Linked DNA regions of Mus musculus: region 2 is linked to region 1. A link is a loop called in an ENCODE intact Hi-C map of the cell type or tissue named here. Cell type or tissue: left cerebral cortex. All regions are shown on one strand. Links, peaks and the distances in the headings refer to the core of each region. The heading gives the core; the rest is flanking DNA. Region 1 overlaps Fnip1 (folliculin interacting protein 1). Region 2 overlaps Acsl6 (acyl-CoA synthetase long-chain family member 6).

What was found. A loop is a pair of places that touch in the nucleus more often than their neighbours do. Peaks named below come from ENCODE experiments on the same cell type or tissue, not always from the same donor. Only the 100,000 strongest peaks of a DNase experiment are listed, where the experiment ranks them.
Region 2: a loop joins it to region 1, with 3 times the contacts of the local background. A loop is called at or near these places in 11 of 42 quality-filtered maps.

The regions. Positions count from the first base shown.
Region 1 is chr11:54,473,482-54,485,850 of GRCm38, forward strand. Fnip1 (folliculin interacting protein 1) reads left to right here. Exons shown (of 18, transcript NM_173753.4): 3 at 2,151-2,285; 4 at 6,769-6,869; 5 at 7,129-7,203; 6 at 9,014-9,105. Among named protein-coding and RNA genes, the nearest start is that of Fnip1, 41 kb to the left of the region's middle. In left cerebral cortex, for the core only: a CTCF peak has its summit at 5,154 (motif pointing left); DNase peaks (open chromatin) are centred at 5,109 and 7,157.
Region 2 is chr11:54,347,519-54,359,887 of GRCm38, forward strand. Acsl6 (acyl-CoA synthetase long-chain family member 6) reads left to right here. Exons shown (of 21, transcript NM_001033598.1): 18 at 3,040-3,183; 19 at 4,504-4,605; 20 at 5,473-5,544. Among named protein-coding and RNA genes, the nearest start is that of Gm12224, 8.5 kb to the left of the region's middle. In left cerebral cortex, for the core only: CTCF peaks have their summits at 7,294, 9,345 (motif pointing right) and 10,029 (motif pointing left); DNase peaks (open chromatin) are centred at 3,001, 4,451, 5,929 and 7,283; H3K27ac peaks cover 768 bases.

The sequences.
Region 1 (12,369 bases), core at 1,827-9,826:
CAGGGACAAGAAAATTTGGTAGGGGCAGCTTAAGATGGTTAAGATACAGTACAACATTTAAGTAGTTCGGTTGACTGACTGGTCTCTGACCTGCCTCTGCCTCCCAAGTCCTGGGATTAAAGGCATGTGCCACCCCTTCCTGGCTGTTTTTGTATTTTACTGGCAACATTCTGTTAGTAAGTAATAAGATTATTAAGATATAACCAAGGACTTGGGAGGCAGAGGCAGGCGGATTTCTAAGTTCGAGGCCAGCCTGGTATACAGAGTGAGTTCCAGGACAGCCAGGCGATACAGAGAACCCTGTCTCCAAAAAAAAAAAAAAAAAAAAAAACCAAAAAACAAAAAACAAGCAAACAAACAAAAAATATATAACCAAGGGCAGGTTTAGTTGATATCCATCAGAGGCCTGCTCTTTTCTGAAGGGAAATGGAGGATGAGTGGAACTGGGGGAGAGGGAAGTTGGGGGGGTTGAATTATGAAGAGTTGAAGGAGGGGAACTGCAGTCAGGATATAATTAATGTATGAGAGAATAAAAAATAAGATATGGGCAAGGATACCAATACTAAACAGCATTAAAAGAATTTAAATAAAATAATAAATATATAATAATAAAAATTAAAATATCTAATGAGGTCCTTGACTTCAATTATGTTTGCTACATCAAACATCAGTAAGTTTGTTAGTTCTCCAGACTATTATAATTAGAAATGTCACAAGTATCATTATGGTTTCTCTTCCCGTTCCACAGATTAAAAAACAGATTTAGAGACCTCAAACAACCTCTTCATAGGATTTGAACTTATCATATCTACTCAAAAGCTCTAAAGCCCTTTTCTCTTTTGCTTGAAACATTTGATTGCAGATGATGTGGAAGTTTCTCTTCCTTATTTTAAAGTGCCTTTGGTGATAATGCAACTATAAAATACTTACTCCAGAGATTTGCAGTTTTATTCTGATTGCTTCTTCTGGAAATCTGAGGTCTTGTACATGGTAGAATGAACATACTTGAAACTGATAAAGCATTGAAGTATTTTTTAGTGGTGTCACTAAGTGGACCATAACTTTGATAGTTGTGAACAACAATCAAAGGGTTCAGTGGGAATGGAGAAGAGAGGAAAAGGAATGAAGTCAAAGAAATGCGTCCTGGGGCTGGAAAGATGGGCCCAGAGTTGAAAGTGCTTGTTGCTTTTGCAGAGGACTAAGGTTTTGTTCCCAACACCTATGTAGCAGCTCACAAGCATCCTTAATTACAGATCCAGGGAATCTAACACCACCTTTTGGCTTCATGGGCATCAGGCACACATATCGTGTATAAGCATACATGTCAGCAAAACACAAATATATGTGAAAGTATACATCTTTTAAAAAAGTGAGCCTTTCATCTAGTTCTACCTGATAGCATAATTATCTAAATTTAAAATGTATTCTTTATCTGTTCTTCACATGAATACATTTAATTTTAGAAGATTCAACATGGGACTGGGTTTGTAGCCCAGTGGTAGAATGTGTGCCTATCATGCACACGCCCCTGTGCTCAGGCCCAGAGCTGCCTTTTCCATACACAAAAGATTAACAGATAGATGAATCTATAATAAAAATGTAAGTCTACTTTACATTTCTCCTTCCTCATAGACTACATGGTTAATTTTTTTTCATAACAGTAATGTTTGTTAACTTGTAACATGTTATTGTTATACTTAATTGAAATAGACATTTTAAACTTCCTTAGCTTTAATTTCTAATATAAGATAATGATTAAATAAAACTCATAAACCAAAGTCCCTTGACATTTGCAATAATTTATGAGTATAAAGAAGTTTTGAAAGTAAATAATTTGAAAATCACTATGGATTACTAAGTCACAATTAATGAATATTATTTTGGCCATATAATACAGAAAATCCCTGTTGTTTGATAATATTGGTGAGAAAAAATGCACTCCAAATAGTACTGGAGGTGCGGCGTTGGTGGTATAGTAGTGAGCATAGCTGCCTTCCAAATATTACTGGAGGAAATAGAGAAAAATAGCATATAAAAGTTGCATTATTTTTAATTATCTCATCGTTTTTTCAACTTTTTTATATTGCTTTTAAGTTTATATATACTAAAAGAATGTATTGGGTTATTAATGGAAGTATCCTGTGTTTTAGAAGCTCTGTAATGATGCTCAAGTCAAGGTCTTTGGGAAGTGCTGCCAGCTGAAGCCAGGAGGAGATAGTTCTTCCTCTTTGGATAGCTCTATCACTTTATCTTCTGATGGAAAAGACCAGTGTCCCAAATACCAGGTAAGATCACTGATTTATTCATTTACAAGTTATTTTCATCACTTTCCTAGGGATCAGTTTATAGTAGCAACTTGACTGTACCTCCCTGAAGCGTAATTGTAGCTGTAGAGATGGATACATTTACTAAACAAGTAAGTTTTAAGAATTTAAGAATAAGAAAATACAGAGGTTATGGTATTGGTGGCAGATATTTTCTCCATCTTTATATTTTATTGAATACCCAGAATATCTTATTTTTGTACCCCTTTATTAAATAATAAATCAACACAGTTTGCCCATTAATTAAAGTGTAATTATAAAGATAAAATGCATATCTTTGTTTTTTACAAGTAACTGGATTTAAAATTTTTTTTTAGGATGTAAGATTAAATTAATCAGTAGCTACATAGAAACTTGTATATAAGCTTACTACATGAAATAAGATCAATTCAGTTTCATACTAAGTTCATGTCAGCTGCTGTGAATTTATGTCATCTAAAGGTTATGAAAATCAGACAGACTTTGTATTTAGTAGTACTAAATAGACTCTTGGTCATTGTGTTTATAAGAGATGATGCTCTTGGATAGAAATTTAACTTTGTATGCCATCAGTAAGGCATAATGTAAAAGGATTCTGAAATGACTAAGATCTGCATGTTAGGAGGTAATTCTCAGTTACACTCTGCCTTCCTCTCGTTTTACCTTTACGTTAGGCATAACACCTTAACAAGTACCTGACAACAGTAATATGCCATATAGCTCCTATATAACAGAAAATTATGAGATATTTTCTAATTTGTTAAGTTGTACAAAGATTGTAGATAAAAAAGGTAGTTATTGATTATAATCTCATTTTGTATCAGAATCCCACAACGTACACTTTTTAAAAAACAAAAAACAAAAGCATTCAGTTATACTTGATAAATTAGATAAAATATGATCTCTAGGAATTTGAATATTATCTTTGAATTACTACCAGGAGTGAGTAGCTGGAATGAGTAGACCCTTTAAAGAAAGCATCTAAAAGACAGCAGTGATAGCAGCACTTTGTTAATTCTATGACCTCATTGTGGATTGTCTTACCTGAAAATATATAACAGTGTCTGATATTCACGTTAACCATTTGGTATATGTTATAGCAGACTGGTTTTTAAAATTAATTTATTTACTTACAACCCAAATGCTGCTACTCAACCTGGTCCAACCATCACAGGGTCCCTCCTCCCACCCCCTCACCTTGCCTCTGAGAAGGTGGACACCCCCCTGTGTATCCCCCTACTCTGACACATCAAGTCTCTGCAGGATTAGGCATATCCTCTCTTAGGCACATCTCCTGCATAATGTGCTGGGGCCTTTGTCCAGCCCTTCCTCTTTTTTTGGTGGCTTACTTTCTGAGAGCTCTCGGGGGTTCAGGTTAGTTGACACTATAGGGCAGACAATGAATTTTAATATCAAATTATATGATTTTTATTAGATTATCTCCATGGAATGCTTAATTGAACTATAAATGAGGATTAGTCACAGACTATGAATTGTTTTCCTTTCATAACCAGTCTGGAGTCATGTGATGCATGGGATTTTCTGACTTGAAGATGTATGTCCTCAGAAAAAGTCCAGAATTCCCTTATCTTTCAATTTCATTAGATATATAATGTGTTCTGTTGCCCCCCCCCAAAAATAGCAACTCCATTTCTTGTGATCTGCATTTGAATTTCATTGACCAATTCTTTAAAGTATATGTGAGTCAGTAGTTCTGAAAATTGCTACTCCAAAATTGCCACTCCTAGACCATCTTACATCAGTGAGTGAGAGTATGAAATAACATTCCTTTCAGTTGGGCACATTGATGTCTTAGAACAAACTGGGCTTCAGAAATTAAATAGAGAGGGCTGCTAACACAGCTTAGGGAATACAGGTACTTGCTGTTCAAGCTGAGTTCCCTTCCCAGGACCCACATAGTGGAAGGAGAGAATTGAGTCCCAAATGTTGTCCTGGGACTTCTACTTTTGTGCTATAGCATGATGTATCCACAAACAACCACACGTAAATAATAAATAATATTTTTAAGACAGGGTCTCACTATATAACCTCGGCTAGCTTGGAACTCTATGTAGACTATATAGTCTTCAGACTTAGAGAGATGGTCCACCCTACCTCCTGAGTGCTGGGAGTAAAGGCCTGCACCACCGGCTACATTTATTTTTAAATTGAGCAGAGAGTACTTTGTATTAGTAGTTAGTGATGTTTGCCATGGTGCATAAATACTAACAAAATGGATATTTGATTTTTTTAGTGATTTTATAATTCTGGTGGCAGCAATTAGGGTACAATATCAAGTTCTTTGAAGAAAAAAGACATTTCTAATATTTGAAGTAAATCTTTTCGTTGTCTCCTAAGTGCTGGGATCATCATACCTAGCTTAAGTCTTTTTCTTAACTAAACTTTTAGTATAGAATGCTTTGTTTGTTCTTGACTATAGATATGATGTTGTGCAGCAGATCTCAAGAGTTTATTTTCAGTTTCTTGACTGGAGCTTAATGCCCATTGATTAGTAATGTTTCATTTCACCTTTGCTAAGGTCCTGGGGACTATCAATTCTGTTCTTTGGCTCCATGAATTTGACTTTCTTAGATACCTCATAGAAGTGGAAGTGTATACAATACTTAACTTTCTATGATGACCTTGTTTCATTTAGTTTCATTTAGTTTGCTGCCCTTAAGAATCATCTGTGGAGGCCTGGAGAGATGCCTCAGTTGTTAAGAACACTTGCTGTTCTTCCAGAGGACCAGGGTTTAATTCGCAGCACTTAAATGTTGGCTTACAACTAACTATCTGTAACTCCAATCACATGGGATCTGATGCCCTCTTCTGGCTTCCAGTGGTATCACACATTTATGTGGTGCACAGATGTACATGCAGGCAAAAGATACTTAAAAATGATATAACTTTTAAAGTATATAAAAGATTTATTTATGATAATGCATACTCAAAAATGTTTCTCTCAGGCTGAAATATATTCCACTATATGTATACTATATGTATATATACTTCATTTTCTTTGTCATTTTTTTTTTTATAAACCACCTTGAGGTAGTTTTTATGCATGTTATGTAGAGTCTGGTTTTATTTTTTGCATATGAATATCCAGCCTTCCCAGCAGCATTTCTTAAAGAGACTTTCCTTAGTACTTATCTTGAAGATCAGTTGACTGTGTTGGTATGGATATATTTCTGGGTCTCTGGTCCCATTCCATTGATTTGTTTATCTTTCTGTTGGCCCCATACTGTTTTGTTTACTATAGATTTATATTATATTCTGAAATCTGTTTGTGTGATAACTTCAGCTTTATTGTTTTCTTTCAAGGATAATTTCACTATTTGTGATCTTTTTAAAATATTATTTTAGAATGTTTTTCTGTGTTTGTAAACAAGTATCATTAAATCTATAGATTACAAGTGACCTTTTTTAAAAAAAATCATGATAGTTATAAATTGCTCTATTTGTGTTTGCTTCTTTGCCATAATGGAAGTAGTAAAAACTATACTGTCTGCTCTACCCTTGTTACCTACTGGAGAAATGTTATATATATATATATATATATATATATATATATATATATATATATATATATGGGTAAGACATGATGCACATGTTGAGTTTGGATTAGCAAGATGGCTTAGCAGGTAAAGGCATTGGTCACCAGGCTTCACAGCCTAAATTCAATCCCTAGACCCACATGATGGAAAGGACCAACATGTGCAAGATATGACCCCCGCTCATGTGCACTATGCACATCCACTTTTGTACATGAGTAATTGTACAAAAAAGTTTATTTGAAGTTTTAATTATTTTTAGTACCAATATCCTATTAGTGACCTAAATACTCCTTAGTAATTGGTCTGACCTGTTGAAGTATGTTATTTTTTTAAAGACTTATTTACTTTTATTTTATGTGTGTGAGTGTTTTACCAAGATTTATGTATGAACTCTACACATATGCCTAGAAGGGAGATTTCCTGAAACTGAAGTGACAGGTTGTCATGAGCTTCCATGTGGGTTCTGGAAACCAAGCCCAGGTGTTCTGCAAGAGCAGCAAGTAGTATTAACTATTAAGTCTTCTCTCCAGCTCTGAAGTCTGGGACTTTTATGTAATCAAATTCTGTGCAACTCCTTCTTTCCCTCCCTCCTTCCCTCTCTTCCTTCCTTAAATGAGTCAGAATCTTCCCAAGTATCCAACTTGAGTTCAAACTTGAGATATTCCTGCCTTAGTCTTCTCACTGTTAGGATTATACATACTACCATACCTACCAATGCACTTTTAAAAATGAGTAAAATTTCTGTTTAATGATACTGTTGAGTTTAATTTAGGAAATTACATGATGAAGAACAAATTACGGAACAGTTTGTATAATGTAGAATTAAAGTTATAAAGACAATTAATATTAGAAATCATTATAAGGCTTTTAATTATTTTGTTTCATTTTTTATTTTAAATTTTATTCAGGGTTCTCGGTGTTCTTCTGATGCCAATATGCTTGGAGAGATGATGTTTGGCTCAGTAGCAATGAGCTACAAAGGATCCACCTTAAAAATTCATCAGATCCGGTGAGGGGGTTCAGTTTTTCTTATGTTGTACTCATTGTAGAAGGCCAGGTTTTTTGGAAATGAGATGATTTCTTAGTTCTTTACTCAGACTGAGCTTGTCAGATCCCAGCTTATGATGTCCATAGTCTTAGTACTTCTGTATCTCAGCCATTGTGATGTTGTCATGAAATCTCTGCAACTTACATTTTTTTAACTTACAATAAGTTAAAAGTCATGTATTTAGTTTAAATCTCTTCTGTCATTCTGTGTTCTTTCATAGCTCGCCTCCACAGCTTATGCTTAGCAAAGTTTTCACCGCACGGACTGGCAGTAGTATCTGTGGGAGTCTCAATACGTAAGTGCTTGTGGATGCAGGGGGATTGATATTTAAGGTACACAAAGATAAATATTAAAGATCTTTTTAAATTATAGCACAATTTCAACTCTATATCTTGCTCAAGTTTGAAAGTTTATGGAGTCCAGATTACACACCCTTTCTGAATATGACTGGATATATAGATGTGATTTCTTTTTCTGTAGTTTTCCAGAAGGTTTGTTAGAAGCAAAATGTTGAGCACATCTCCATCCTAGATGGCATGCTGCTTTTCAGTCTTACTCTTCTGAGCTGATCACCATTCACACCTTTACATTCTTCAGTGTGCAGAGCCCCACAGACTCGAATGGCCTTGGGTAGCCATGTCACTGTTAAATCAAAGTCATCCCCCCCCACACACACACACACACTACACATATAGAATAGCTGTGGGGAGATTATAAGCTGTTCTCGCTTAGACTAGAACAGTGACATAGAAACAAGGTTGGGCCTCCTAAGGCTAACAGACTATGTAGCAGAACCCTAGTTCTGCACCAGTAAACAAAGTGCTGAGTTAGGGCCATGGTTAGGTTAGTGGGGTCCACAGGTGCCAAGTCAGAGCACTGACTAGCTTGAATCCTGGAGGAATCCAAAGTCTAAGTGCGTGAGGAAGCAGCAGGGAACCTACCTGCTCTAGAGAAATTCTTTTGAGCCTTTGAAAGACTTCTGTTTTGAGAGGCTCTAATAAAGGTTTCTACTATCTGTAGCTTAATTTTACCTTTCTTTTAGGAAGGAAGGAAAAGGTAGATTTTTAAAAGAATATTGGGAATACTTTAAAAATTTTTGCCAAACTTTTTAAATTTAATACTGTAGTAGAAATGAAATAGTCCTCCTTTTTTCCCCTAAATTTTCTAAATTCCTAAAGTTTATGGAAAGCACAGTAATTTTACTTTTGCTCTTCTTAAAGAGAATAAAAGAAGTAATATACACCATTTTTAATGTGTGATGATTTGATTGCTGTTCCTGCTGCTCTCCTTCCCGTTTTCTGTTCCCTTCCTCACCCGCAAGTCTTCTTTGACCATTTCCAACCCCAAATGTTAACACAATAATTTTAGTCCAAAATATGAGGGAAACCTTGTCTGTTCTGTATGTCAGTGTCAGCAATTTATTTCTAAAAGAGCCACATTTTTACTTTTCCATGTGTGAGCTGTATAGTATGCTGTAGTTTCCTACTGCTGACCTTACAGCAGTAAAGCAGCAACACACAAATGAGTAAGCATGAGCTTTCCTCCTGTCAAACTTCGCTTATAAAACGTACATCAGAGGGGCTGGTGAGATGGCTCAGTGGGTAAGAGCACCCGACTGCTCTTCCGAAGGTCCAGAGTTCAAATCCCAGCAACCACATGGTGGCTCACAACCATCCGTAACAAGATCTGACTCCCTCTTCTGGTGTGTCTGAAGACAGCTACAGTGTACTTACATAAAATAATAAATAAATCTTTAAAAAAAAAAAAAAAACGTACATCAGCTGTAAATGGCCTTCAGGTACAGCTTACTAACTGTAAGCTTAGGTGATTATAGATTCATCATCATAGTTTATACTTACAGTCTTAATGGTAGTAGTTTTAACTTTAAAGAGTTTTTAGCTAATATATAAAAGGATAGGTTTCATAGTGATCTTTTCATTCCATTATATTTTGTTCATATTCAACCTCTATTATTCTTCCTATTCCCTTTACCTCAAATATTTCAAAGTTTTACACTTGAAATTTCATAGGGATGTGTGAAGCATTATCATTAAATGTATTTGGAATTTGTTTGTTTGTTTGTTTGTTTGTTTTTTCCTCTGTAGTCTGCAGGACAGTCTTGAATTCATCAATCAGGACAGTAATACATTGAAAGCTGATAGCAGCACAGTTAGTAATGGGCTGCTTGGAAATATAGGTAGGTGGTTTATTTTCATTTTATAAAGTTTTAAAATGTTAACAGTATAAGATTTGAAGTTACTTCTTGATTATATAGATTTCTTGTATAACCCAAGAGCTTCTAATGGTGTAAACAGAAAGGTTGTTTAAATTTTACATGTATAACCTTTCTATTATTTGGAAAACATTTTTTCTTAGATTTTAATGTAATATTTTGTATCTGTAAAAAGAATTTGTCTTTATTTTTTTTAATTAGTTGTATTTTTGGAAGATTATGTCATTGATATTGAAAGCCATTACCAGCTCTCTGGAATATTTTAGTTGGGTAAAGACTATCCCTACTCTCTTCTCTAACCTAAAAGTCATTTTAAAATGGTGTTCATTTTTATGAATTGTGCTTCATATGAGTAGATGCTCAAACAATGATTTTTAAGAAGCATATTAAAATAATAGCTTAATTTAGTTAATTATGGTTCACAATGTGTGATGCATTTTAAAATGACATAGTATTTCTGCAACTTCTTCTCTAGAAAGCATAACTAATTTACCGCTTGATAATATTTCTGATGCATAATATCAGGGAGTGGACAGCCACCCTTACTTAGTAAAAACTTTTTTTTAGATGATTATTTTTCTTTTTTAAGACATGATTTTATTGAGATATGATTTCAGACTTTTCTAGCACTTACTATGTAGCCCTGAGTAAATTTTATCTTTAAATGTATGTATCTTCAAGTAAGGTGCTGTTAGGCCTTTGCTGTGGTTTAGTATTAGTGTGGAGCCTGTTTTCTAGCCCATGTGCAGGGATGACAAGTGTGTGGCAGCATGCTTGGCTGTGGCTAATTTTTATAAATACAATAAGCTGTATTAGTAGAAAATGCAGGCTTTTCTTTCTCTCCCTGTTTCAATGGTATAGCATTGTACTCAATAAATATTGTTTTTAAATTTGTTTTTTCAAATGAGATGCTATTAAGCATTCACTGTGGGTTATCAGGCCTATTTTATAATGTAGGTCAACTTATAGAAAAAGTTTTTTCTAGTTTACTTGATTTTAATTACTGATTTTAATGAAGTAAAATTGCAACAAAGCAAAACTTTAGTCCCAGCCCTCAGGAGGGAGAGGCAGGTAGATCTCTGAGTTCAAGGCCATCCTGGGCTTCAGAGTGAGTTCTAGGACAGCCAGGGCTACACAGAGAAAACCTGTCTCAAAAAACAAAAACAAAAAATAAGAAAGAAAAAAAAAAGAAAGACAGACAAACAGAAAAAAAAAACTGAACAAAGAAATACCTTTTTAAAAAATTGTATATTATTTTAAAATTCCAAGGACTTAATGAAAGTGATTCATTTTAACAGTGCACATGAATCAATAGTTATGAAAGTAACTTATACTGTTACTGAAGAGATGGCTTAGCAGTTAAGAGCACTGGCTGCTCTTCCAAAATGTCTTGAGTTCAATTCCCAGCAACCACATGGTGGCTCACAACCATCTGTAACGGTGTCCAATGCTCTCTTCTGGTGTGTCTGAAGACAGTACAGTGTACTCACATAACATAAAATAAATAATCTTTAAAAAGGGTTTTATTAAAAAAAGTAAGTCATACTATGGAGGCTAGATGTATTTGATCTTTCTCTTGAAATATAGAGGAGAAATGTAATCCATTTAATCAAGATACAGCCTTTAAATAATGCATGGCTTTCAATTCCACACTCTTTACTGTGAATTAAGGATAGTTGAGACCTATTTCTGACTTTATGTTTCCAGTTGACTAATCAAGTATTTTTTTAAGCGTCCGTAATATGGCAAGCACTCTAGTAGACCCTGAAGAGGTGGTAAGCTAACACAGTTTCTGCCTCAGTGGATTTGTAGTTAGTGAGCATTAGATAAAAACTACAATCACAGAATGCTATAGAAGATTAAACTTATATGGTTATGATTAAAATGTAAGCATGAATTCCCTCTTGGAGAATTGTGGAAGACTTTGTTGAGCATAGGACACCTAAATTTGAGGAGTTATGTATATAGTTCTTGGAAAGAACTGCCTTGGAAGAAGCAGTAGAACATATCAGACCAAGGACACACCACCACGAAGCATGGGAGTAACTTCATGTGAGTGGAGCACACTCATTCTACTGAGGGAAGGGAAGGGAAGGGAAGGGAAGGGAAGGGAAGGGAAGGGAAGGGAAAAGGGAAAAGGGAAAAAAGGGAAAAAAGGGAAAAAAGGGAAAAAAGGGAAAAAAGGGAAAAAAAGAAGGGAAAAAAGGGGAAAAGGGAAAAGAAGGGAAAAGGGAAAGAAGGGAAAGAAGGGAAGGGGGGAGGGAAAAGGGGGAGAGGGGGGGGAAAAGGGGGGGAGGGGGGGAAAGGGGGGAGAGGGCAGGAAAGGGGGAAAGGGGGGGAAGGGAAAAAGGGGGAAAGGGGAAAGGGGGAAGGGAAAGGGGAAAGGGAAAGGGGAAAGGGAAAGGAAAGGGAAAAGGATTGAGGTAAGGGTGTGGGGAAGGATTTGAAGGGAGGAAAGGGAAGGGAGACATGATATTAAAACACAGTCTCAAAAATAAACAAAAAAATGAAGAAGAAAAGAGAATTGAGCAAGAGCAAGATGGCAGAGGGCACTGTGGGCCACAGCAACAAATTGACACCCATGCTTCATGTTGTCACACACCAGTGAGGACATGCTAGTTTAGTTTCCTCACTTGTTTTCTAAAGCAAGTGCCATGACACAGTTAGCCACCCAAAGTTTTCACTACTGGAAATTACTGCAAGGAAGAAAATGAGTGAGGTCGGAAAAGCCAAAGTAAACATACTTTGTGATGCATGTCTGACTCTGAAGGACTGTAAGGACTGTAAAGGAATACAGTATCAAAGATGACGTATCCACCCGTGCCCCAGCCGGTGATAGCTGTCTAAGGAGGAAGGCCTGGTTGTCAGAAATGCCTTGTGTCTCCCCAGAAAAGGCCTGGACTTAGTATCCTCTGTATTTAATTATTGGCTGAGAGTATGTTATGGGTAATATATAACCTTTCACAAATGTCCAATAGATTTTAAAGCACAATTGAAATCTTTTAGATACACTCCCAAGGCTTCAACAGAAAGTTGTTTTGAATCCAACAACATAATCAAATCTTATTTATATGTGCAAAAGAATGTGTAGTGAGTATAAGTAGTTGAGATTAAGATATGTCAAGAAAAAAATCTCATCTCTTATAGGTAAGTCAGTGGAAAACTGAAGACTTCACTGAACACCTGAAAGGGTCTTAGGGACGGACCACAAGGTGTCCTTTAACTACA
Region 2 (12,369 bases), core at 2,795-10,794, 120 kb before region 1:
TCCCTCCTCCTACCATGACAGTCTTGGGGATCAAATTCAAGTCCCAAGCCTTAACCAGTGCCTTCACTCACTAAACTATCTTTCTTGTCCACATTCCCTTATTTTAAAAAAAATGAGGATAATAATGTTATTTGCCTCTACAAGGCAATAGGATGCTGCCTTGGATGTTGCCACAAGGAACAAACAAACGAGATCATGGCTACAAATCACTTAGCACAGTGCCTGGCAGGCATTAGACACTCATGTAAATCCCTTGAAGTGGAAAACACTATTGCCAACACCCCAGCCCTTGCCTGGTGTCACTCAGCCAGAGGGCCTCTCTGTGTGTCTGAAAGGTCCTTACTGTTTGGTTAGAATCTGGGTGTTGAGTTTGTCAGGTACATGAGAAATGTGAGCCCTCCCTGGCTCTGGGGCCAGATGAGCCAATTTGCCTGTGCTTGGGCCTGTGTGCTTGCCTTTAAGAAATCTTCATATGTGTAGCAGAGAAGGACAAGTCCTATATATTCCCTGGGACAAGAACTCTGCTCAGGGAAGATGTGCATTTTTATTTTTATGTTAATTTCTGGCGTGAGTAGGGTTGAGGGAAGAAGTAGAGAGCAGGCACTCACTGGGTCTCTCTCTCTTAGGCCAAGAGGGTAAGAGAGACTGGAAGAGACAGTCAGGCCAGGATCAGTAGACAGTCAGCTCCAACGGAAGGCCCACAGATGTGTAGGAGAGGGGCTGGAGAGGCCTGTGGGACATGGACACCCTTGGAGGGAAGGTTGTCCCATAAGCCAAGGACAATTGAGACTCGAGGCCCTGCAATCAATTTTATCATTTTTTGCTTTTATGTATTGGTGGTGGTGGTGGTGGTGGTGATGATGATGATGATGAGGAGGAGGAGGAGGAGGAGGAGGAGGAAGAGGATAGGGTTCTTGAGAGGTCTTTCTGTTTAGCCCTGTGTATAGCCCTGGCTGAGCTCAAATGTGCTGCCATCCTCCTAACTCAACCTCCCAACTGTTGGGATTATAGACGTGTGCCATAATGCCTGGCTCCTATTTTTTTTTCCATAAAGAAGCTACTATATGTGTCTTCATAAAGAAATACTATACATGTCTCAGAACAATAAACACTCAAATCTGAGGCACTGAGCCTGAATGAAGCCGCCACCATTTCAGGGCATGGCAGGAAGTGAGTGACTAGACTCCTGAGAAGCAGCTGGAGTGCTCAAACAGCAGCCAGTAGCCATGGAGTCAGAATCCAAAGTTATCATCATTCCTAAATAAGGGCTTAATCTTCATTGACATTTTCCTTCCATTTGAAATGAGTGTTTATTCTTTCTGTGTCTCTTCTGTCAGGCTAATGGTGCATTCGTGGTTTCAGTTCATCGTGGCTCCAATGTGACTTTCTTGCATACTGTTCGCCTAACCATGTGTTGTGCCTTTTTGTTTTTATCCACAAACAAAATCAGTCTGTAATTTTTACTCTAAGATGACTCTGGTCTTGGCATGAGCTTATTTGAATGAGCAGATGGGTAATGTCCTATTTTTTTTTTTGTCCTATTTTCTAGAAGACCATGTGCAGTGATTATGTTTAAGGAAGATTTGTGCTTTAAATTTTTATTATTTCATAGTAATAGATAAAACAGAAGTCCTCTAATCCAGCAAGCCCTGGGTCTCAACCCTGCGTCCTCTGTTTCCTAGTCCTGTGGCTTCTGAAGGAGTTAACTAATTCCTGACTAATGAGGATCAGTTAAGGAACCCTCATTTGCTTTCTAGAGAAGCAGAGGTGACAACAGCCAGCTGTGGCTATGAAGACCAAAGAAGCTAGTGTAGGGGAAGCATAGGGGATCCAGCCCTAGTGCTGAGAGAAACAGACCCGCTTTCTTTTCCTTTCCTGGAGAGATTGCTCTGGCCCTGGAGGAACAAAGAGTTGATGTGGGCATGGAGGGTCTGTCTGCTCAGAATGTAGGTTTCCATGGGGGGAGGAAAAAGAGGTGAGGGTGAGGGAGTCTACAAGTGAGGATTGATGGGCCTAGAGAGAGAGAGAGAGAGAGAGAGAGAGAGAGAGAGAGAGAGAGAGAAGAGGAGAGGAGAGGAGAGGAGAGGAGAGGAGAGGAGAGGAGAGGAGAGGAGAGGAGAGGAGAGGAGAGGAGAGGAGAGGAGAGGAGAGGAGAGGAGAGGAGAGGAGAGGAGAGGAGAGGAGAGGAGAGGAGAGGAGAGGAGAGGAGAAGCCATATCCTGGGTAGACAGATTTTCACAGCCTGATAGGAGTCACTGACCACGATGAAGTCTGGGCGCCCATGAAGAGATCTAGCCAGCAATGTAAGCACATACAAATGTCTATCCCTGGTATACTGTTCCCAGAGATAATGAAAGTACGACATTCATGACTTATGTGTCACTTCATCACCCCAGAAACTCAAAAAGGTCCTAGGGTCAGTGAGGTGAATAGAGTCCTGGAGGCCACTAGCACCGGCACCCATTCCCTATCCTCCCTGCCAGTGGGTGCTGGGGAGATGATCTAATGGCTGGGTGGAAGCACCGGCTCTCTGAGGACCCTGCTTTCAACCAGGAGACGGCAAGGGCACTCTGGGTCTGAGGCCGTAGCTGGGGCAAAGGACTCTAGTGAGGTCAAAGAGAGTAGATCTGGAGATGTTGGTGAGGAAGAGATGCAGCTGGAGCATGGGCCTGGGCAAGAGGAGCCCTGGTGGGATGGACATGGATCTGAGCACAGGCACTGAATGTCTGCTTTGGGGGGGGGGGGTGCGGGGCGGGGCGGGGCGGGGCGGGGCGGGGCGGGGGTGGCTGGGGAAGTAGGAAGGCCAGGTAAGGCCCAAACAGAAGAAGGGATGGTGGATGCTCAGGGCCCAGCAGAACTGGCATGTCACTTACCTGTGGTGGGCGATGGCTCCATCAAGCCCCATGCAACATCTCTATAGACAAAGAGCAGAACATCTCTGGGGTGTGGGGTGTGCAGGGTAAGTCTGCACCGAGGAGGGGCGGCTCCAGCTTGGAAGTAGGAGCGCTGTCTTAGGAAGCTGTCTGTTCCACTCCACAGGAGGGAACACTCAAAATCATTGATCGGAAAAAGCACATATTTAAACTTGCTCAGGGGGAATATGTTGCGCCAGAGAAGATCGAGAACATCTACATCCGGAGTGAGCCTGTGGCACAAATCTACGTCCACGGGGACAGCTTAAAGGTGAGCACCGCTGCTCCAGTGCTCCTGCGCATACCGGCCCTCCAGAACCTCCAGATTGCGTTTTGATTTCTAGTCAACTACCAGGACTCACCCATACATTTCTAGTCAAGAGGAAAAAATCCTTTCTAAGTGAGAAATTATGGGGCTTGGGAATCTAGCTCACTGAGCAGAGCACTTGCCTGGCAAACAGGAAGTCCTGGGTGCCCAGCACCACATAAAACCAGGCACGGTGATGCATGCAGAGGCAAAAGGATCCTGAGTTTGAGTGCAGCCATGGCCTCAAAGCAAAAGCACAGAAGAAATCTTAATTACTTAGGATTTGGTTAATTGCAGTTAGGACAAGCAAGTTTCTTGAAGACAAAAAATAGACATTTCCACTAACTTTTAGTTGTATGCCACTAACTTCCAAGGAGGGTTTTCTTGAAAAAAAGATATTAAGTAAAAATTCAGTATTTTTGCTTTCCTGATTGTGTGTGTGTGTGTGTGTGTGTGTGTGTGTGTGTGTGTGTGTGTCTGTGTTACTGTGGGTTGAACTCAGAGCCTTACTGCATGCTAAGCAGGCACTCTCCCACTGAGACCACTGAGATACCCCACCCTATAAGCACTGTTGTTTCAATTTTAATATGCAAATCAATTGTGCAGGTAAATTAATATAGTAATGCAAGGAATGTTACTGATGATAATATTGCTTATCAGTATTAAAACATTTGCTGTCAATATCATTTAGGTCACGGTCAGAAAAACCAAAAAGATATCCTATGGTATCAGAATTACTGACTCTATTCTATCCTGTGCATATTTGTTTATATAATTAAACCTTAAATCACTTTTAAAGAAAATAACCAAAAACTTTAAAACAGTTCTTCATGAATAAATTGGAAGTCGTTTGGAAGTTCTGGGAAATGTTTGGGCTCACAGAATTGGGATCAATCAAGTTAGATTAGCACCCTCCAAGACGTGCAGATCTGAGGTTGGCATGAAAATCTGGGGTTATATCAGTAGTGTGCATGTGTGTGTGTGTGTGTGTAGGAGTGTATTTAATTTTTGGTTTTTGGAACTGGAGCTCGAACTCAGGGCCTCAGGCAAGCTAATCAAATACTTAACCACTGATCAGGCCCATGTCAGACGTGATCAGTCAGGACCATGTAGCACATTAGTGGAAGTGTTTTATAACCTCTGAACAAATGTTTCATAACTGTAGACTTATTTTTAGGAAAGGGTGGAGTCTGAGAATGCCGAGAGATTATTTTTACTGCTGGACCACAAATGAGAGCTCTAAAAGCCTTTATCATGACTGTGCTTTTCTGGTGGGCTTTGTAGGCCTTTTTGGTTGGCATTGTCGTGCCTGACCCTGAAGTCATGCCTTCCTGGGCTCAGAAGAAAGGAATCGAAGGGACCTATCAGGAACTCTGCATGAAAAAGGTCTGTACCCCAAGGTGGCTCCCGACAGGCTGCTGAGCATTTTATAAGTCACCTAACAAGAGGACAGAAAAGCTGACGACCGTGAAATCTAAATGCATAAGATGTGTCTGGTATTACTTTAAACATTGTAGGAACCCCAAAGCAGAGATTTGCCCTTTTGTGGTTATTGAAGACCTCCCTGCTTTCTTTAAAAACAAAAAACAAACAAACAAACAAACAAAAACAGAGTAAAACATTTGGTTCTTGGGACCAGGAGCCATCACACAAAGTTTATCTAACCCCACTGCCCCATAGCTTGGAAGGGAGCTGTCTAAGAGGAGGTGATTTGTCCCAGACCACACAGCTGGTTCATGGCAGAGTCAGATGTGAACACAGGCTCTCTGCCCCTTGCCAAGGAAAGGTGGATCTCATGTGTACTGGGTTAACAGGTATAGATAAGATGGAAACAGTACACAGCTCTTTCCGATTAAAGCACCCACCGCTCCATCATGGAATTGTCTTGACATCTAGGGAGAGTTGCTGTTCTGTGTTTCAGCAGCAGATGCAGGCTGGCATCTCTGGTTCTACTCTCCCTGCCCTGAGCCCAAGCTTGCATAGGAGTGACAGCACTTCCACGCTGACCAACAGACCACTTTAAACAAAGCATGCCCTAACCCACCCACAGTGACCTCTTGGGCCATTTGCCTCCCTTTCTCTCCCGGAGAGAGGTATAGATTGGCATGGCACCAGGTTACCCTCAATAGAGAAGAGACCTATGTGTCTCTCTCACTGGTTGACCTTAATTCAAAACTTTGTTCCCTCTATCTGCACCGCCCCCCCTCCCTGATTTGAAATGTGTTATTGTTTCACTTACATGGTTCAATTCAGGAATTGAAGAAAGCCATTCTGGATGACATGGTGATGCTGGGGAAAGAAAGCGGACTGCATTCTTTTGAACAGGTAACTGACCTTTCTCACCCACCCACCCCCCGCCCCCATGTTACATAGAAGCATGTTGACCCTGACCTGGCCTCTTTCCCTGCCTGGTATGTGGCCAACCAGAAGGCTACACACACAAAGACCCCCTGAAGGGCTGTTGTGAGCCAACTGACACCTCCCGCTCCTGAGCTAAATGAGGTCGCTGGACAAGTAAGTAAGGCTGTTGCTCGTTGCCCTTACAACCGCAGGCGATCATAAGGCCGAAATAGAAGCCTTGCTGTCCCCGAGAGATCATGTGGGCCGGTCAGGCTCCCAAGCACCCTACCTTATTTTTACTTTTATGGGCACTGCTGTCTTAGCAGCTGCAGGCAAGCTTACTTGCTAAGAGGACACTATCAGCCCAGTGGCCTTTCTGCAAAGGAGAAAGAAACAAAGCCCCTGCAAACAAAGGACACTCAGTTCCTCTGAGACTCTCTGTAGCTGGGCTCAGGACTGAGCATGCTCAGTCCACCTCCCTGCTAGCATCTGTACTCTTAAGTAAAAGCCAAAGAGAGGAAGGTTCCAAGTAGAAAATAGTAACACGCTAATAAAAATTTTATCCTTTGGACTTTGAGATAATTGTCTTTTATCAGCATCCATAATTGTTCTCTGGGGACAGCAACATAGATCAGCAAGTAATGGTGCCTGCTGTCACACCAGATGACCTGAGTTCAGTTCCTGTGCCCCATATAATGGGAGAAGAGGACCAACTCCTGAAAGTTGACCTCTGAACTCCACACATGTATGTGTGTATTTGTACATGCATGTGTGTTCTGCACGAATGCTTGTTTACACACATACACACACAGAAAGAAAGAAAAAAAGAGGGGGGGTAAACAAAATTTTTTTTCAATAACTGCTTTTTCAAAGGGTTTGGTGACACATGTCTTTAATCCCAGCATGTGGGAGGCGACTCTTTGAATTCAAAGCAATCCTGATCTACATAGTTCCAGAACAGCAAGGGCTCTGTAGAGAGACCCTGTCTAAAAAACAAACAAACAAACAAACAAACATGTTTTCTATCAAAATCGCCCAAAAAATATAGTATGAGGGATCTGCAAGGCTTATAAGAAGTTTTAAATTTTAAATGCAGTTTTGATGATAGCCTACAACTAATTTTAAAGTTGTTTTTAAGTGTAAAATTCTTATGTTTAATCTGAATCAAAATATGTTTATGCACAAAGGTTTCTTTTTTTATTGTTGTGTTGCTTGGCTTTGGACAGGGTCTCATGCTATAGTGGTTTCAGGTCAGAGCAGGCTGGCCTGCTACTTCTTATGTAGCCCAGGCTGGTCTTGAACTTGCTGCAATTCTCCTGTCACAGCCTCCCAAATGTTAGGATTACAGGTGTGAGCTAACTACCATATCCAGCTACGGTTTTAAGTGTTTAAGATTGTTTTCCTCTTGGAACAGATGTTTAAATCTAACCAATTTGAGAAACCAACTTTTGCTTGTCAGTTAAGTGTTTCAGGCTGGCTAAAGCTCGACTCCAAAGCACGGTGGCTAATTGGTACTTTTCAGAGTAGAAGGTCCATATTTGCCGCTATGGTTATTTCAATTTCCAAATGTGGTAGAACGTATTGTGTGGTCTGTCCTTAATGGGGATCTGTGTGGCTGGATCACATGTGGTCATGTGGTTCAGGGGCTACCCCTGAGTGGTTCCAGACCCTGTATCCTGGGGCAATTTGAAGGACCAGCTGGGGCTGCACCTGGTGACATCCTTGTGAATTCCCAAGCTCTGTACGCCATCTGTTGGTGCTGAGATGTATAACCTACACGGGACACAGATTAAAAACTAAAATGAAATTGGGGGCGGGGAGGAGGGAGGGAGGAAGAGAGAGAGGGGAGAGAGAATGTGTGTGTGTGTGTGTGTGTGTGTGTGTGTGTGTGTGTGTGTGTGTGACATTTATTTCCTTAAGATTATTTTAGGAACCTTAAAATCGCAGTGTTCTCCATTGCCTTTGGTTAGAACACTAATGAGGAAAGAGAGTCCTTGAGTTTCCCTGTGCCTGTGTAGTTTCTGCTCTAATAATCTGCCCTCACCATGGTAACCTCAGATGCAGGAAAGTCATGTGGCATCCCAGAGGTCTTCGGTGTCATTGCCAAAGTTGTCACCTCTTGGTCTTCTCTGTCATTCTGTCCTCATTGCTTTATGCCACCCCAAGACACACACACACACACACACACACACACACACACACACACACACACACACACGGAGCCTCTGCTGACGAATGGCAGGACTCCTGTCCAGAGGAAGGTGCACTCCGGACACAGGCTGTCCCTCACAGAGGTTGCCCCAATTGATCCACAGTCCATGTTTGCCTTGGTCTTTTCCCTTTTCAAAATTAAGTGGCCAGAGGCTGGGGGTGTGGTTTAACTGGCAAGTCGTTGCCGAGAATGTAGCCCTGGATTTGACACCCAGCACCACGTCCACTAGGCATGGAGGCAGTGTATATAACCCCAGCGCGAGGAAAGTAGATGTAGAGAGATCAGAAATTCAAAGCTGTCCCAACTACAAAGCAAGCTCCAGACCAACTGAGGCTCTAAGACCTCGTCTCAAGCGAACAAACAAAGCAAACAAACCCCAAAACCATCAACCAATGATAGTAGCCCGCACAAAAATCATCAACCAATGATAGTGGCCCGCACAAAAAAAAACCATCAACCAATGATAGTGGCCCGCACAAAAACCATCAACCAATGATAGTGGCCCGCACAAAAACCATCAACCAATGATAGTGGCCCGCACTTGCCATCCCCTCTCTGGGGAGGCTAAGACAGGAGGAGGAGCAGAGACTCAGGGCCAACCCAGGGCTGTGTAGTGAGATTTTTGTCTCAAGGGAGAGGGGGAAGCTATTAAGGATTAGCCCTATTTTTACAGGTGGCTCGCCTGCATGTATTTAAGTGCACTACGTGAATGTATGCTGCCCTCAGAGGCCAGAAGATGACCCCACATCCCCAGAATGGTTGTGAGGTGCTGGGAACCAAGCCACTGTCCTCTGCAAGAGCAGTAAGTGCTCTTACCTGCTGAGCCACCTGTCCAGCCTTGAAGGATTAGCTCTAAACACATGAAGAATGACCTAACTACATCCAGCGTTTACGTTATCCTGTATAAACTTTAGGAGTTCAGGGTTACCGGGCTGGGTTGCTTGTACTAAACTTTGAGTTAGAAAACAAAAATGGATTTACTGTGGCATAAATTCCAGAAACATGCAATTCTAAGAAATAGGTCAGCCATTAGTAATTGACAGAGATCTTTAGAAGATGCATATCTAAATGAGTAGATTAATAAATAAATAAATAAATAGGATACACTTAAACTGTCCTAGTAACAAGTAGATGACTAGCATATACTTGAGCACATTTAATTGTGAATTAATAATGTTCTTGATATTTGAATGGCTCACTAATTTGCATAGACAATACAGAATGAAGTTTGACATGTAGATTTTTCAGCTTCTAACCAGTAACCTTCTCCTTAGTCATATTGTGTTGCTTCTCATTGAAATGGATACTTGTGGAATCAGTTTAGAGATGCTTTTATCATTTCCCTGATTCATGGATATGCTTATCTTTCTTTCCATCTTTCATCTTAAATGATTTATTTATTTATTTTGTTTATTATCTACAAGCAAACTCGAGTCAATACCTTTGAAAATCTTCAGAATACAAAAGTTTGTTTTTGTTGTTGCTTTTTTAAGTTTCTGAGTTTTTACATTTCTTTATTTTATGGGTATGGGTGTTTTGCCTGAATATGTCCATGTACCACGTATGTGCAGTTCCCTTGGAGGTCAGCAGAGGGCGTCAGATCCTCTGGGTATGAAATTGCAGATGGTTATGAGCTTCCAAGTGGGTACTGGTCATGGAACCCGGGTTCTCTGGAAAAGGAGCCAATGCTCTTAACCAAGGAACTATCTCTCCAGCCCCTGGAAAGTTCATGGTCTTGTGAAATAACATAACTGGAGGCTTTGGAGGTCTTACTTTCCAATGCAATGTTTAAATGCTATCTTTTTTTTTTTTTTAATGAAAGTTCTATAAATCTCATTTCAATGACAAGTTTCAATATAGAAGTCTAAGCTAATGTCAGGCATTCTCTTTCTATTTCTTCTATAAAATTTATTAAAAGTTGGAAAGACCCAGGCATGGTAGTAAACTCAGGAGACAGAGGCAGGTGGATTCCCTGTGAGTCTACATAGTGAGTTGCAGGTCAACTAGTGATGCACAATGAGAGATACCTGTCTCAAAACTACTTATATTCATCCATATGTATGTACATAGATACATGCATGCATACATACATACATACGTATGTACATACATACAAATGGACTTGGAAAGGTGGCTTAGTGGTTAAGAAAAGTTGTTATTCTTCCAGAGAACCTGGTTTTGATTCCCAGCACCTGCATGGAGGCTCACAACTGTCTGTAACTCCAGTTTCAAAAAATATGATGCCCTCTTCTGGTCTCCACAGGCACTGCATGCACATATCGCACAGACATACATGCAAGCAAAACACCCATGCACATAAAATAGATAGATAAATAGATAGATGAATGGATGGACAGACAAATGGACGGATGGATAAATTTGGAAAGCCAGTTTCATGGACATAAATGAACAATAAGACTCCTTTTTTAATACACTGAAAATTAGACAATTTTTTTGTCTTAAGGTTTTTTTGGGGGGGTTGTGTATGTAAAAAAAATTCAGTGGATATAATGGAGTTTTTGAGCAAAGAATTCTTTGTCACCTCTAAATAGCCACCTGCTAGGATGCTGTACTGTTAATATCAGAGACATCTTCCTAGCCCCTTGATCCATCTTAAGAGTCATCTTTCCAAAGAGCCATTCGGGCTTAATTTTCCATGTCGAGAGTCATGTCCAAACTTGCTAGCAATGTATACTGCTCTTTCCAATATGGCCATTCTTTCCAGACCCATCCTCTTCTATGTCACATGTATCACATCTGTAACAGGCTGCAGAGATTTGAACATCACTGCCTCTGCCTGAGCACACGCTTCCAATAGGACCACTCCACCCTGTCCCTGGCTGTCTACAGCTGGCTAACTTAACGCTTACTCTCCACCGTTCAGCTCACATATACCTATTTAAAGAACCTTGTCTCTCACAGGATCATGTTTTGAGCTCTCAGTTTCCAACCTGTAGCACTATCTTGAAAAAGTCACGGATCTTTTAAGAAGTGAGACCTGACTGAAGGAAGCAGGTCCCAGAAGTCTTTGAGCAAACCCCTCTTGTTCTAATCTCTCTGCTTTCCATCCACCACCATGTGAACAAGTTGCAGCCTCCCTCCCATTGCCACTGATGGAGCCATTGTGTCGGCCTCCCTGCCATGAGGAACTCAATCCCTCTGAAACCATGAGCCAGAGATATTGGTCTCCCTTTAAACTGATTCTGTCAGGTATTTTGGTCACAGCAATGAAGAGAAACATAATAAGGAAACACAGCGCAAACTCTGCCAAGCCTAGGGTCTGTGGTGTATCAGAAAGAAATGCCAACTCACACAGAAAAACCCCACTCCCAGTCTATTGGGTTTTCCTTCTTTGCATAAGTGGAAAGATGGATGATCCCAGGTAGGTACAGGTCCTCAAAGACACGGACTTTTCCTGTCTCTCCACTTCTCTCAACCCTTAGTGTGTTGGCTTTTCAATCCATGGTGGTGAGGTGGCTGCAGTAACTCTCAACATTGCTCACATTCAAGGAAGAAAGGGGAGAGGAAATAGAAGTAGCTGTGCTTGAACTTTTTAATTAGGGAAGAATTTTTTTCTAGACTAGTAACCAGATATGGATCTTATGGCTGTCCTCTAGCTGCAAAGCAGAGCTGAGAAATCAGAGAACAGGACAGTCATGGTACGGATTCTGGGCCCAACTAAGTCAGGTTTCTGTTAGCACGGGGGAAGTGGGGCAGGGAGATTGGAGGAGCAGCTGTAGTCCCCCCCCCCCGGCGCTCATCCCTGCACAGGTCTGCCAAATACTAACACCTCTCGTTGGATTGTAGGTTCCATGTGAGTAAGCGCTACTTGTTTCTCCTTGTATCCCTGGTGTAAAACATAGTACACCCTGTAGGTGCTCAATGAACATTAGTTACCCTAAACTATACCTGGTTCTCTGTGTATTTTAACACACACACTTTGATGTGATTTTTAAAATACGTGTTAGAACTCTTTAATAAGTGCATTACCTCTGCAGAGATCACTTGATTTGGCCCTAGTTAGGATACAACTTCTTAAAGATCACACCATTAACGTGTTCAGCCCTGACTCAGATGTAACGTTCTCAGACAACTGCCTGGAAGTCTTCCTTTTGGAACCGCACATGACAGAAGTCCTATGAGACACTCCTAGACCATCCCTCCATCCTTTCTTGTACACAGTCCACCTCGCAAAAAGACTTTGTCTGAGGAGCCTGGGCTCTGCCACACAGAAGGCAGCAATGAGAATGCTAGATCAGCTCCCACCATGCCTCTCTCTAAAGGAGTCCACAAAAGCTCATGGCTCAGGCTAGGGATGCAGCTCAGTTGGTAGAGTACTTGCCTGGGATACACGGAACCCTGGGTTCTATCCTCCCTCCTCCTGCTGCACAAACCAGGTATGGTGATGTATGCCTGTCGTCCCAGCATGGAGGAGAGAGGAAGGGAGCTCCTACGTTTTAGGTCATGCACAGCTCCATGGTGAGTAAGGCCTGTCTGAGCTACATGAGATCCTGTCTCAAAAAAAAAAAAATGTCTACAGTAGGATATTGATTTAATTCATTATGCTCCCCCTCATTTCCCTTTGCATTCTTTGTAAA